2 separate regions of the Mus musculus genome follow, and region 1 is linked to region 2. Evidence: chromatin loops called from intact Hi-C (ENCODE). Cell type or tissue: heart. All regions are shown on one strand.

Region 1 (8,000 bases), 150 kb after region 2:
GGGGACTTAGTGACAGCTAACCACAGGGGACAGATGGCTGGGAATGTAAGCAGAATCCACAGCAAGAGAACCAGGCAAGATGGGAAGTCACTGCATAGGACTAGCCATGGAGGCAGAGAGATTGCAGGGGCTAGAGAGTAGCTGGCACTAGAGTGGGAGGGTGCCTTTTTAAATATTTCCCCGCAACGTTTCTGTCCTGACTTCCTTTGGTGATAAATAGTGACATGTAAGTGTAAACCTTTCCTCCCAACTTGGTTTTTGGTCACGGTGTTTCATTACAGCCCTAGAAACCCTAACTAAGACAGGTATCCCTCAGCCTGTCAGTTATAGAGTCTTACAACTGGGATGGGCTTCTAATGACAAAGCACTAGATGATAACTCCACACTCCCTATGTTATAGCACATCTTAGTGATGTGCTAAAATACGAAACTGCACCCAGAAATGCCTATACACCCCCAAAGGACAAACAAATTGTTTCCACACTGGGGGCATCCTCAACGGGACAGGCCACATTCCTTTGCCTGAAGGATGGCTTTTCACCTGTCTCATAATACCCATTGTTGTTTAAGCAGACTGACTATAATATTTCCTACAGACCAGGAAGAAAAAGCCCAAGAAGACACCAGTGTCGGAGGCAGAGCGAACCCCTGTCTGGAGACTGTGATAACATAGCCCTCTCCTCAAAACCTGGGGCTGTGGCCATCACATTCTCTGCAGTGGCTGTGTGCACTGGTGATCAGCTTACCTGGACAGCCTGTAACACGCTAAAGGTTCACACTATCCCTCCGTGGCTATTGCCTTATTAAATAAAAAGCAAGGAGACCTGACAGGCTATCCTATATAACAGGGCTGCTATCAATTACCTACCTTTACTGCATCATCAAGGATATCAGTTTAGGGAAATGTGCTGTTTTAATCTCTCTGACAGTAGCAACTCAATTAATGAAAAAAAAATCAGAGTTACTAAAACTTGCGAAAAAGGTTCCTCAAGGTGGGGCTGAGATCTGATTGGATGGCTCACTTGCAGGTTACCAAATTTTACCTGGGGTGTGTGTGTGCGCGCTTATTTTTCCTGTCTTTTTGTTTTATGTATCCTGATGCTCATTTGTGGATGTCAGTGTCTACCCCTTGGTATCCCCACCCCCATCACCAATCAGAAAAAAATCCAAACCAAAAACTATAGTTACAAAGGGCTCTAACATTAAATTCTCCTAACTATGAGTTGATAATTCAGCATATTCTTTTTTTTTTTTAGATTTATTTATTTTATTATATGTGAGTACACTGTAGCTGTCTTCAGACACTCCAGAAGAGGGCGTCAGATCTTGTTACAGATGGTTGTGAGCCACCATGTGGTTGCTGGGATTTGAACTCAGGACCTTTGGAAGAGCAGTTGGTGCTCTTAACCACTGAGCCATCTCACCAGCCCAATTCAGCATATTCTTATAGAGCCAGTGGGGAATGTGATGGGCTACTGGACTGTAGTTATGCCATCTTGTAAACATTCCTCTTAAGAATACTTTGCTCGGGCTGGAGAGCAGTTAAGAGCTCTGGCTGTTCTTCCAGAGGTGCAGCGTTCAGTAACCAGCAACCACATGGTGGCTCACAACCATCTATAATGACATCTGTTGCCCTCTTCTGGCATTCAGGTGTACGTGCAGATTGAACACTTGTATACATAAAATAAATACATCATTTAAAAAAAATGGGCTGGAGAGATAGCTCAGCAATTAAGAGCACTGGCTGCTCTTCTAGAGGTCCTGAGTTCAATTCCCAGCCACCACACGGTGGCTCACAACCATCTGTAATGGTATCTGATGCCCTCTTCTGGTATGTTCTGAAGACAGCTACAGTGTGCTCATACACACACACACACACACACACACACACACACACACACACACACACAGAGAATACTTCGCTCAGCTGAGTGGTGGTGGTGCACGCCTTTAATCCCAGTACTAAGGAGGCAGAGGCAGGAAGATCTCAGAGTTGGAGGCCAGCCTGGTCTACAGAGTGAGTTTCAGGACAAGCAGCGCTATGAGAGCAACCCTGTCTGGAAAAACAAAAACAAGAACAAAAACAAACAAAATACTTTTCTCTATCAAATATTAGGCCTGTGACTTGGGGAAGGCCATTTTGTCCCTTTCGTCAGTTTCCTTACCTAATATAAGAAGCACAAGTCCTCAGTGTCTGTAAGATATATAGTCACATGAAATATTTGAAAAAGAAGGGAAGGAGGGAAAATGAGATAACACATAGTTTTCTGCCCAAAGACTTTAGTGATTTTATTGACACTTTAGTCCTGTCTAACATCTTTGCAGTTTCTAAAACTTTCTGATTATGACGAGGTAGGAAGGAGAGTGTAGAAGCAGGAGCTATGTGCTTACGTGGCTTCATTTATTATTTAGGATCTATATTTCCTTATATGGATGGTTGCAGATTCTTAGAAACTCCTCTTTAATTGTTTTATAACACTACCCAAAGAAAGTGCACAGTGCATAATGAAGATTGTATAGGGATATTCATTGCAATAATTCATTAAGGAAGCAACTGAATTAAACTATTATACTTCTCCAACTGAGCTATTGTGCAAGACCCCTTCTCAAGGAAAAAAAAGAAAAGAACAAAAATCAATCCCCAACTAGAAGTCTATATATATTTATGAAAGACAGCAAATTATGTAAGGAAGGCTGCATCATCCCATAAACCCTGCAGCGTCTTTGCAAGGTCACACATTTTTTTTTCCTTTTCCTTTTTTTTTTTTTCCTTAAATTTTTATGTGAAGGAGGATTTTTGCATGGGGCCTGGGACGCCAGAAGAAGGCGCTAGATCTCCTGGAACCAGAGTTACCAAGAGTTGTGGGCCACTTTGTGGGTGCCTGGGGAGGGAACAGCAATCCTCTGCTAGGACAGCAAGTGCTCTTAAACAGAGAGCCATCTCTCTATCGATTCTATTTTCCTTAAAAAAAAAAAATTAAAGATACTATTAGCTAGGCATGGTGGAGCACTCTTTTAATCCTAGCACTTGGGAAGCAGAGGCACATGGACCTCAGAGTTCAAGGCCAACCTGGTCTACAGAGGAAGTTCCTGGACAGCCAGGAATACACAGAGAAATCTTGTCGTAAACCCCCCTTCCCCATCAAAAATTATATTTTTTCTTGTGAATATTCATTGTGTAGGGTACTGTTATATAAGGATTTCTTTCTTTCATTTTCTCACATTTTATTTAGTAAATATTGGGTGCCTACTATGTGCAAAATACCAGTGGAGGGGGCCAAGACTGCTGGGTCATAAAAACAATGGAATGACAGATTTCAAGAAATTATATTCAGGTAGGGAGATAGCTATTACTGAAAGTAACAGAAGAGAATATGTAGGGAAAATACACAGGAATTCCAGTCCCAGACAGAGTACAGAACACGGTATTCAGGGATAGACCCATTTAAAATGATTTCATGGATATGCATGTGTGAGTACACGTGTGTATGTGGGGGCCAGAGGACAACACGGAGGTGGTTCTGAGGCACCATCCCTTGTTCTGTTTTGAGAAAGGGTCACTCATTAGCCCGGGACTTGCCAAGGAAGTTAGACAGCTAGCCAGTGAGTCCTAGGGATCTGCCTGTCCCTGTCTCCCCAGTGATGGGGTTATAAGCCTGCGACACCACAGCTGGCTTCATAAGGACATTTTCACACGAATATTTGTTGGATATATTCCTCTGGTGTCCCCTATCCCTGCACAGTTCTTCTCCAGTGCTTGGCGAATCCTGGCTGTGCACCATTGTTTTTTTCCACCCGGGTATCTTTTGGTTTAACAGAGACATAAGTGGGAGGATCAGAGATGTGAGCATGGCACACAAAATGGTCATTGTACTTTCCGCTATTTTCTTTTAGTTTACTATCATGTATATACAATATCCTTTAACAACCAAGATCAAAAGACAGAAAAACGTCTTGGGAGGCAGAGGCAGGCGGATGTCTGTGTGTTCGAGGCCAGCCTGGTCTGTAGAGTGAGTTCCAGGGCAGTCAGGGATACACTGAGAAGCCCTGTCTTCAAAAACTAAAAACAAAAACAAAACCCCCGAACAAACCAAATCTCAAATTAACCGAACAACTTTTCCCAAGTCCAACCGACAAACCCACATTTCTTTTTTCTTTTTTTTTTCTTTTTTTTTTTTTTTTTTTTTTTTTTTTGGTTTTTCGAGACAGGGTTTCTCTGTATAGCCCTGGCTGTCCTGGAGCTCACGTTGTAGACCAGGCTGGCCTCGAACTCAGAAATCCGCCTGCCTCTGCCTCCCGAGTGGTGGGATTAAAGGCGTGCGCCACCACGCCCGGCTCAAACCCACATTTCTTATCAATTCCTTCATTCCACAAACATCTAACCTTTCTCCAGGAGCGACAACTTGCAATGGCCTTTTGCTTTAAGGGCACGATGAGGACCTTACAGTGAAAAACAACTCTAGAAAAAAGATATTTTACATGCAGGTAAACTGGAGGATTTATCTTGACTCTCTTTTTTGAATAAGCAAGGCTACCAAGAAACTGGTAAGAAGACCATTTAAAAAAAAAGTTGAACTCTTGGTGGGGGGTGGGGAGGGGGAGGGAAGCAAGTCGGGCAGTGGTGGCACACGCCTTTAATCCCAGCACTTGGGAGGCAGAGACAGGCAGTTTTCTGAGTTAGAGGCCAGCCTGGTCTAGAGTGAGTTCCAGGACAGCCAGGAAACAAACAAAGAAACCCTGTCTCGAAAACAAAACAAAACAAAACAAACCAAACAAAAAAAAGCGAATTTAAGGAAGAATCAGTCCTATTTCAAAAGGGAAAGGTGGACGCGCGCTGCATGGCGGGATTTGTAGTTCCGCGAGTGAGAGGCGCCAGCGCGGAGCGACGCGGCGCTTTTTCGGCGCATGTGCAGGGCGACGGCGCCAGACTCAGAGTATCCAGCTTCCGGCGCGCGGTCCGTGAGGAGGGAGGCATGGCGGCGCCCGCTGCGGTCCTGGGCCCCTCGGCCCTCGGCCAGAGCGGCCCCGGCTCGATGGCGCCCTGGTGCTCAGTGAGCAGTGGCCCGTCTCGTTACGTGCTCGGGATGCAGGAGCTCTTCCGAGGCCACAGCAAGACGCGCGAATTCCCGGCGCACAGTGCTAAGGTGCACTCGGTCGCCTGGAGCTGCGATGGCCGTCGCTTGGCCTCGGGGTCCTTCGACAAGACTGCCAGCGTGTTCTTGCTGGAGAAGGACCGGCTGGTGAGCTTGTAGGGCACGGGCTTGGCGGAGAAGAGGGCTGTGTGCGGAGGGAGAAAAAGCAGGAGAGGTAGGGGTATGGCCTGTCGTTGGCGGTGATGAGGAAGGGGTTTGGGGCTGGAAGAGTTGGAATGACGAAGGGGGTGAGGCTGCCTGGCGGAGAGCAGAGAGCGAACTTAGTGGCAGTAAAGAGGTGTGGCGACGTGGCTGCGGGCCGGGGGAGGTTGAAGTCAGGTGGCAGAAAGTGGTGAGGGTCTAGAAGAGCCCTGGTGACGAGTGGCTAGGGACTAATGGGGTGGTAGAGCCCCTAGGGTGGAGAGGAAGGCTTTATTTGAAAATGATAGCGCAGGACAGGTTGGTTGAGGTGGTGGTGGAAAAAGAAAGAAGGGAGGCCAGGAAGGGCCAATGTCAAAGCTCAGAGAGGTTCATGGGGGGGGGGGGGAGGGGGTGTTGTAGTTTTGGAAAAAGAATTAGATTTCTGTTTTGAATTATCCAGATCTTTGCTGGTTTCAAGGCACCACTGTTTGGATAAAAGTGGCATCTGGATTCTGTTCTTTTAAGGTCAAAGAAAACAACTACCGGGGCCACGGAGATAGTGTGGACCAGCTTTGTTGGCACCCAAGCAACCCTGACCTCTTTGTCACCGCATCTGGAGATAAAACCATTCGCATCTGGGATGTGAGGACTACAAAATGCATCGCCACTGTGAATACGAAAGGTGAGTTCAGAGAGAGGGGGTTCTGGAGGAAAAGCTAGTGTGATCTGCAGCAAGCATCTTTGTAGCAAGTGCAGGTTATCAGGATGGGTTGTATGTGTCTGTCTGGAGAAGACAGGAACAGAACAGAGCACTTTTCTGGCAGGCTGTAGATGTATAGGAGAGCAGTGGAAACTATACAAGAGTAGTATGTGCAGAGGCGTGGAGAGTTTGGGAGATTCAGGCAGGTTACAATGGCTGAGAAACCATGGGCGATCTGGAAAGTTGTGCGTTTTGTTTAAAGGCTGTGTTCAAAGAAGCAGTGTGGTAGTTTGAGTAGGCTTGGCCCAGGGCATGGCACTATTAGGTGTGGCCTTGTTGGAGGAAGCGTGTCACTGTGGGTGTGGGCTTTAAGACCCTTATCCTGGCTTACCTGGAAGCCATTCTTCTGTATGCCTTTGGATTAAGACGTAGAACTCTTAGCTCCTCCTGCTCCATGTCTGGTTGAATGCTACCATGGTCCCACCTTGATGATACTTGACTGAACCTCTGAACCTGTAAGCCAGCTCCAATTAAATGTTGTTCTTTATAAGAGTTGCCTCGGTCATGGTGTCTCTTCACAGCAGTAAAACCCAAAGTAAGGCAGGCAGTTTTGTTGATTTTAGATTTTTTTTTTAATTTTCATCTGTGTGTGTGTGTGTGTGTGTGTGTACGTGTGTACGTACACGTACCACATGTGTATAGGTGCTGGAAGAAGGCGTCTTGTCCTCTATAAATGTAGTTATAGGTGATTGTGAATTGTGGGTACAGGGAATTGAACTTGGGTCTCCAGGGAAAAAAACCCAAGTGTTCTTAACCACTGAGCCATTTCTAGCCCCACAGGGGAGAAAATGTGTGTGTGTGTGTATACACACACACATACATATATATACATATATATGTACACATATATTTTTGAGGGGGAGACAGGGTTTCTTTGTGTAGCCCTGGCTATCCTAGAACTCACGGTGTAGACTAGGCTAGACTCATGAACTGAGAGATCCACCTGCCTTTGCCTCCCATGTGCTGGGTTTAAAGGCATGTATCATCACCACCAAGCTCCCACAATAGAATTCTTGATACACCTTCTGATAGATTTTTAACTGCACTATAGACAGTAAAGTACAAAAAAAAAAAAAAAAAGGTGTTTTGAAAAAAGGTTTAATGAAGTTGAAAATTTTAACCTGTGTTCAGTGTGGACACGCGTGACTTTGATGAGACTGGTGCCAGGGGTTGGAGTGGGGAGGTGCTTTGACAAATGTCTAGACTCACGGTCGCCTCTTGGTCATCGGAAGCTTCCTTCCATTGATTTGGTGAGGAATAAGTGCTGAAGGTAGCTCTGATCTTCTTTCCAGGAGAGCAGAATAAACTCTGGAGGCCGATGGGCAAAGGTGAGCTTGCTGACGGATTATATCTGGGTTCCCAGGGGAGAACATTAACATCTGTTGGAGTCCCGACGGGCAGACCATCGCTGTGGGCAACAAGGACGACGTTGTGACTTTCATTGACGCCAAGACACACCGCTCCAAAGCGGAGGAGCAGTTCAAGTTTGAGGTCAATGAGATCTCATGGAACAACGACAACAACATGTTCTTCCTGACCAACGGCAATGGTTGCATCAACATCCTCAGGTGAGGCACTGGCCGGGGTTGTCAGACCTCTGCAATGGCCACCCTGCCTTGCAGGGAGGAGTTAACTGTGAGCCTGTCCCAAAAGACTTGAAAGATAGAGAGAGTATTAAAGAAAAAAATCCTACCTTCTTTTAGGCATTCTGGATTTTATGAATTCTTACTGATACTGATTATACATTTTTCTGTTGATCCTGAGGGAACTGAGGCTTGTAAACATTCAATTATTAGTCAGCCAGCCCAGGATACTTTGATGCACCTTGAATTGTGGCTAATTCTCTCTCTAAAAGTTTCAGCTTAAATATCACTTTCCCTCTAGCAAAGTCACTTTATCCTCTCCTCTCCAAGATTAGAGGGTTTTAGTGTATCTTAATGCCCTTCCTATTTCTTTTTTTTTTTTAA
Region 2 (8,000 bases):
ATCCGCCTGCCTCTGCCTCCCAAGTGCTGGGATTAAAGGTGTGCACACCACAGCCCGGCTATAGGATTTTTCTTCTTTTAAAGGATAATTTAAAAAAATGGATACTGTCAATCAGACAGTGCCCATTACACACACACACACACAAACACACACACCCTCAATGTAAGAACTCACCCAAGACTTATAAAACTCACTAGTAGCTTTCTTTGCCAGGATGAGGTGGAAAAATCAGAAATCAAACAGATCAATGTGATTTTTATTTTTTGTTTTTCGAGACAGGGTTTCTCTGTGTAGCCCTGGCTGTCCTGGAACTCACTCTGTAGACCAGGCTGGTCTCGAATTCAGAAATCCACCTGCCTCTGCCTCCCGAGTGCTGGGATTAAAGGTGTGTGCTATCATTACCCGACCACTGTGATATTTTTAAACGGACAAATGAGAATTATCAGGTACTCATAACCCTAGTCCCCAAAATGACATAAATTTGCTTCTACAGCTCAGGGTCCAGGCTTTACCTTAAATAAAGAGAATGCGAGTCATGCTCTACTTGCCACATTTTTTTTCCCCCGAGTAGGCGGTACACACCCGTCATCTCTATCCCACAGTGCTAGCTGAGGTGAGCCTGGCCCACATGGGCTACCCAGCGAAATTCTGTCTCATGAACTAACAGGAATGACAAGATGGCTCAGCGGATGAAGGCGCTTCCCGAGGAGCCTGATGACCCAAGTTCACTGCTCAGAAGGATCAGGCCTCATCTCACAAGTTTATTTGAATGTGATGTATGTGTCATGCCATGTGTGCCCCAGACCCTCACAATTTAAGTAAATACAATACATTTTTAACTAAACAAAGAAAGGGGTAAATGTCTTATTTCTGTGCAAGCAGAAAGAGGTCATTTCCTCCTATGGAACATAGGACATCTGCTCCTTTCTCTCTGACCATGCCATTCCTGCCATGGTGGTAAACCACCAGCCCAGAGGCAGTGAACCAAAGCATGGGAGAAATCTACACATATTTGGAAATTCAGGGACACTGATTCCAATAAAAGTAACTTTCCACATACTTACATCAGCTCTTCTTTAAATCTATACACCTATTGTTTTCCAGTAGAAATAGCTCAAAACATAATGTCTACATTATTCTACTCATCTGGTTCCAAAGCAAGCCAGAGCCATGAGTTACACATACACACAAAAGGAGCTTGGAAACATCAAATGGACTGAGAAACACGATTAGTATGCCTTAGAGAATTCTAACCCAAAATATGTCACATAAAGAAACAAATCTCAGACTTCCTGAAATGCTTTACTTTTACTAACAGATTCATTTAGGCTTATTCAGACAGAGTCTCATCCTGTAGGGTAACCTGAAACTCACTATATAGCCCAGACTGTCTTTGAACCTACAGAAATCCTCTGAATTAAACCTCTAAAGTGCTGGCACTGGTGTGAGCAACCACACCTAGCTCAACTGTGATACATAAAATGTGGACACACACTGAGGACTAACTGGGCCACCTTATTCTGATACCCACAGAGAGTCTAAGCACATACCCCATATTGCAAGAGTAGCAAACCCCAAACCTGGTGTTGTTACTCCTGTGTTAAACCTCTCCTGTCTGTGCCTATACAAGCCAGCACAGTATTGACAGGTCTCTGGAATCTGACTCGTTTACTTTCTCACTCCCAAGTCTCTATTTATTACGACAGCCACAGCCACACTCTTTCCCATCACCATATGTGAGCAACTCATTTTCTCAGCTTTCAATACTCTCCTGCCCACCATCTGCTGAAATCCTATTCCTCCTTCAAAGTTGCAAGGCATTGTGCTAAGAGCTCACTCAGCCTTTCAGGCCAGAGCTAGACCCACTAGAATTCCACTAATAGCTTCAGTATCCTTAGCAAATAAATCAAGGAATCTGTTTCCTCACCAGATACCACAGCAGACATAGCACCATTTGTACTTTGTAAAGTGTGTGGGTTATGCATACTGGTCATAAATGATCTAACATTGTACTTAAGGCAGAGAGGTAACAAACTAAGCTACCTTTCTTCCCTCCTTCAACATCAACAAGTTGTCCCTTCCCTAAACTCCAATAGCAAAGACAAAGATGGATGGTTAGATGGACGGACAAATGGACACACACACACACAGACCCCCCAAAGAGCTTCCTGGCACTCTCATTATTCATGTTACATACCCTGGCTTCAACATTAGGATACGAACAAGATGCTTACAAATGTGGACTTGTAAATATATGTACGGCACTATTTGTGTGAATTATCTGACCTCTCATATCTGTTTTCTTCAGTATAAAGAATGGAAGTTAACTATAGTCTCCTAAAGAAGTTTAAGGTTATAATGCTTGACATTTGTACATGTCAAACATTGTCTAACAGAGTCTGAGATGTTGACCCCAGGCTTGTTTACAGAACATAAAAACACAAAATGCATTTTTTCAATATAGTCAACTTGGTAAAACTTGACACTAAGCTAACTAATCTGACCTCAGTGTGACTGACCATGCTAGCCACTCTTCTTCTGATGTCCATGGAAAACAAGGAGATCCTTAGGCACTTTAAACTCCCATATAGTTGCACTCACAAACTTCTAAGTGTATCACAGTTTACCCTCATTTCACAGGTGGCTTAACACTAAGAGCTACAAAGTATAGTCTGCCCAATAAAACCCTGAAAGAAACGCTCTACAAAGCAGTGAAAGCTGTCTGTTTATTCATTCTTTAATGCTAATCTGGTGTCATCAATTTCTCTATGCTAAGCCTACATGAGCAATTTACCACTCAGACACATCCACCACATCGATTAAACATGCATGCGCACACACACAAACATCTCAGCGGTAACACCCGACTCTTAAGACGGTACAGCAGAGGCACTAGAAGCCCAGGGAAGGCCCTGGGAAGGCCATGCTTTAAATGGACACCACCAATTTAATAGCTGAGTAACCTAAGTAAGCCGTTCCCTTTTTGTTTGGAAAAGGCTGGCCTCAAACTCAGCAAAACTGAGATTATAGTCTCAGGCCACACCCACTGATGCTACTTCTTACAATTCATAGCCATCTGTAAGACAGGGCCTGTTACAGTATGGACCCTTTAGGGCTGTGCATTCAAAAAGCTAACATGCTTTAGTCAAGTTCTCACGACATCACAAATATTTAGTGGGCGGTGTCTGGCATTAAGGCTTAGCATAAAAAGTGCTAAAAAAAATCAATATTTAGCACATTTCCTATTAGAAAATGAGTTCTATTGACTTCAATTTATCTGGAAAATGATTATTAATAGTAACAACTGTTTAGGCACATTTTACAGTTTACAAAGTTGTCTTCTTCTTCTTTTTTTTTTTTTGTTTTTTTTTTTTTTGTTTTTTGTTTTTTCGAGACAGGGTTTCTCTGTGTAGCCCTGGCTGTCCTGGAACTCACTCTGTAGACCAGGCTGGCCTCGAACTCAGAAATCCCCCTGCCTCTGCCTCCCGAGTACTGGGATTAAAGGCGTGCGCCACCACTGCCCGGCCCCAAAGTCTTCTAAATACCGTGTAACACCCATAAACTCAGTTTACCTCCTAAAACATCCGCAAGGGAATAGACATTTTGAAGTTATATGTAAGAACTAAGGATACGGCTAATGCCATGGTTACCACCACCCGGGTGGCATCCTCCCACCAGACCCTCCACCTGATTAAAGTGCTTAGAGCCTTTTTTTTTTTAAAACAAAACAAAACAAAACCAGAAACATCCACTTAATGGGGCGGGTCCTGCAGGTTGCCACCCTCCTCAAGCAGAGTCAGCCGTTCAGGAGCAAGCCGAAGGGCAACAAATCCAGTCAGAGGCCTTCGATGATACTTCATGTTACATTGTTTCCTCCAGAGGCGTCCTCCCACATTTCTAGGGCAGGTGCCAGGTCTGTGTGTGGGCGCTTCTTTTCCCCACTACAACCACCCAACACGAGCCCTAGGGACCACCGAGAGACCCCCAGCAAGCGTCGGTGAATAACATGGGATGGTGGTGGTCTGCGGTCCAGCCCTGCAAGCTGATGCCAACTCTGCGATTGGGGATCTGAGTTATCTCTAGCACATCCCCACCAATCGATGGGCGGAGAGGGTCTGGCGGGTTAATCAGGCCGGCAAGGATTGCAGACCAGCGACGCTACGGGAAATCAAGGCAGCTGACCCACTGTGGTCGAGCCCGGCTAGCAGAGGTGGCTGGAAGGCTGAGGACCCACAGAGGTTGGGCGCCGGGGAAATCCGGGCAGTTGGCGTCTGGGGGGGAGGGGGCCGCCTGCGGGTTTGAAACTGGTCCCAACCCCAACCTGAGGATGGTTTTGCGCTCCTCTAGGGTCCCACTCCCCATCCCGCGGCGGCCTGGGCTGCACCGAGAACTCGCTGCTACCTGAAACTGCAGCAGCTTCTCGGTCTGCTCCTGAGTTAGATCCTGCTCCTCAGGCGCCGCCATTTTGCCGCCGCCTCTACGCTCCTGACCCGTCCGCACCGTCACCCGCCGGAAGTGATCTCAGGTGTAACCACTTCCGGCCTGAACCGCCGCCGGGACTCAACTGCGTCTGCGCGCGCTAACTCGCGGGCACCCTCCCCGCCCCCTTCCGAATCTCGCCACCAGAGGGCGACGTTCGCGTGTCTAGGCCGAACAATTCAGGACCCTGCCGATCTATCTCCCAAAGATCTAAAATTGATGAAAAGATGACAGACCCCAGAGGGTCAGTGTACCTCCAGGAGCTCGAGAGAGTCCCGCAATTTGGCTGCTCCTTAACCGTTTTTTTAAATTATCTACGATATTCTTGAAGATTTCTCAGGAAACGATTGCTTTCACGAAATAGCGCCAGTTTGATACTTAATCCTTTCATAAAGTTGGTCTGCCTTATTAGGGGAAACAGTGGTGAGGCTTTGTTGTCTCTTGCTAGGAGTGTCTGTAACCAGGTTAATGGTGCTTCCCAGACACTCAGCTCTGTACCTCGTCCAACCTCATGCCCAGGCCACTCGCCCTTCATCCCTTTGACAGACCAAAGATAAGATAGTTGGTCTGAGTCAAGGAAACTTGACTTTAAGTGTGTATGATTCCTTGCATACGAAGGGTATCCTGGAGCAAGCCACCTAGACTCTGTTACTTTTGGTTGAACGCGATTGACTTAAAGCCTGCCCATTCCTCCTTTGCCTTTTCCTGGGCACACTGCGGTGGCCAAGACTTGAAGATCTTGAACTCAAGAGCAACCTGCACTACATAATGAGACCGTGTGTCAAAACGACAACAATCAAAGGAACAACACACACACACACACACACACACACACACACCCCGAGTGCATTTTATTCCTAACCTTTAGGCCCTTCTTAGCCTAATATTGTCCAATAAAAACGTGAGCCACACGAGCAATTTTTTAATAGCAGCCATACTAGGGAGAAGTGATGTTCTGCTGATGGGAAACTAAATTATTAGTTCATCCATTACAGAAATCAGAATAAAGACTCCCCTCACAATTAGTTAGAACTGTTATACAACCCAGCTACACCAGTTCTGGTGCACACTTCCAAGAGTCAAAGTCAGTTTACTATAGACATACCTGTAATTCACATACTTACTGATATGCACAATAAATCATAGACTCAGCCTAAGTGTCTACCAGTAGATGAGTGGACAAAAAAAAAAAAAAAAGTCTGTATATAGCAGGGCATGGCAGCACATACCTTTAATCCCAGTACTCAGTTGGTAGAGGCAGGTGGATCCCTGAGTTCCAGGTCAGCCTGGTCTACAAATCAAGTTCCAGAACAGCCAGGGCTACACAGGGGAAACCCAGTCTCAAAAACAAAACAAAATTCTAGCACTGGAGAGATGGCTCAGCAGTTAAGAGCATTGTCTATTCTTCCAGAGGACTTAAGTTCAGTTCCCAGCACCAACATGGCAGCTCGAAAAAGTCTAAAACTCCAGTTCCAGACATTCATAGGTGCAGGGAAAACAACAATGCACTTAAAATAAAAAAGTTTGCCAGGCGGTGGTGGCACACGCCTTTAATCCCAGCACTTGGGAGGCAGAAGCAGGCAGATTTCTTAGTTCGAGGCCAACCTGGTCTACAGAGTGAGTTCCAGGATAGCCAGGGGTGAGTTTAGAGGAGCTCTGAGGACAACTGGGGACAGTTAGTAATGAATGCAAATTGGTTCTAGGATCCAGGAGCTACGCAAACACTAAATGACTCTGTGATTTAAAGGACTCATTGCTCTTGCAGGGGACCTGGATTTCATTCCTGGCACCTGCATGGTGGATCACAATCATCTGGAGTTCCACCTTCAGGGGATCCGACACCACGTCTGGCCGCTGAGGCCCCCCAGACACACATGCGGTGCACAGACATACTCACAGGCAAATACTCATGTATCTAAAAAATAAAAAAGAATAAATCTATTAAAAGATAAAAAAATGCCTGGAGGTGGGGGGTACAAACTTTAACTCTGAGCACTCAGGAGGCAGAGGCAGGTGAATCGCTGAGTTTGAGGCCAGCCTGGGCTATGCAGTGAGTTCCAGGACAGCCAGGGCTAAACAAAGGAACCTGTCTCATAGGGAGAAGAAGGAGAAGGAGGAAGAGGAGGAGGAGGAGGAGGAGGAGGAGGAGGAAGAGAGGAGGAGGAGGAGGAGAAGAAGAAGGAGGAGGAGGAGGAGGAGAAGAAGAAGAAGAAGGAAGAAGAAGAAGAAGAAGAAGAAGAAGAAGAAGAAGAAAGAAAGAAAGAAAGAAAGAAAGAAATACATTAAAAATACACCAGGAAGGTCTATTTTTTAAAAAAAAGATTTTATGTATTTTATATATATGATGAGTACATGTAGCTATCTTCAGACACACCAGAAGAGGGTGTCAGATCCCATTACAGATGGTTGTAAGCCACCATGTGGTTGCTGGGAATTGAACTCAGGGCCTCTGGAAGAGCAGTCAGTGTTCTTAACCGCTGAGCCATCTCTCCAGCCCTAGAAAGGTCTATTGAAAAGATAAAGACTCCATCACTTATAACAGTCATTTATATCAAAAGAGTGATGTTGAACCCAGTGTCGTGGGATGGTGGGACTGCCTTATTTAGATCTCTCTGATCTACAGTCATTCTCTAGGTTTGGCCTGTAAGAATAATACCCAACCTTTCTGAGTCCTTTATGGTACCTACTGTTCTGTCATAGCCCCAGGCAGTTTCATGTGCATGAAGGAGACCAAGGAGAAAGAGACCACGAAAGCCTCAAGTTCCAGGCCATTTTGCCCATTTTATACTGTGCAAACTCCAAGTTTACCAGATGGATACCCAATCACCTCTACTGTCTTATTTAGCTTCCATTGTCAATTTGATACAGCCCAGAGTCACTTTAAAAAGGGAATTTCAACTGAAGGATTGCCCAGGTCAGACTGGCCTGTGGGTGTGTCCGGGGAAAACTGTCTTGGTAGGTAATGGATGAAAGAGTGCCCAGCACACTGTGGTTGTTCCCAAGCTGTATAAGAAAACCAATCAGCAAGCAGTGTTCATCCTTCAAGATCCCTCTGAGTTCTTGCCCCAACTTCCCTTAATCATGGATCATAACCTATGAGCTGAAGGGAATCTTTTTGACAGAAGCCATCTAGAAAAATCTAAGGCAAGCAAGTGAGTTTTCTGGAGATGGCCCACCATTTTACAAGGCTGTGGTGGGTGAGCTCTGAGATGCAAGGGCACCAGAGACTTCACCCTTCTTGCTTCTTGCTGCCATTTCTGTAACTGTTGCATAACCTAGTGATTCCTAGGCACCTGACCACCCTATTGGGTAAATTTTCTGCAGACCTACAAGAAGATGCAAGCTCATGTAATTATGCTGTATAGACAAATTGATGATTTCACAATTTTTTTTTTTTGGTTTTGTTTTTGTTTTTCAAGACAGGGTTTCTCTGTGTAGCCCTGGCTGTCCTGGAACTCACTCTGTAGACCAAGCTGGCATCAAACTCAGAAATCCACCTGCCTCTGACTCACAAGTGCTGG

Evidence for each region. Hi-C counts contacts between places; a loop is a spot of excess contacts. Peaks named below come from ENCODE experiments on the same cell type or tissue, not always from the same donor. Only the 100,000 strongest peaks of a DNase experiment are listed, where the experiment ranks them.
Region 1: it touches region 2 in a loop (5-fold over the local background); 9 of 42 quality-filtered maps call a loop at or near these places.

Annotation. Positions count from the first base shown.
Region 1 is chr13:54,465,781-54,473,780 of GRCm38, reverse strand. Thoc3 (THO complex 3) reads left to right here and starts at 4,941. Exons shown (of 6, transcript NM_028597.3): 1 at 4,941-5,240; 2 at 5,799-5,955; 3 at 7,397-7,601. The coding sequence starts at 4,974. In heart, no CTCF peak of the experiment used is centred here; a DNase peak (open chromatin) is centred at 4,920; H3K4me3 peaks cover 2,079 bases; H3K27ac peaks cover 1,304 bases.
Region 2 is chr13:54,618,305-54,626,304 of GRCm38, reverse strand. Faf2 (Fas associated factor family member 2) reads right to left here and starts at 4,521. Exons shown (of 11, transcript NM_178397.3): 1 at 4,402-4,521. The coding sequence starts at 4,464. In heart, a CTCF peak has its summit at 4,623 (motif pointing right); a DNase peak (open chromatin) is centred at 4,544; H3K4me3 peaks cover 2,361 bases; H3K27ac peaks cover 1,746 bases.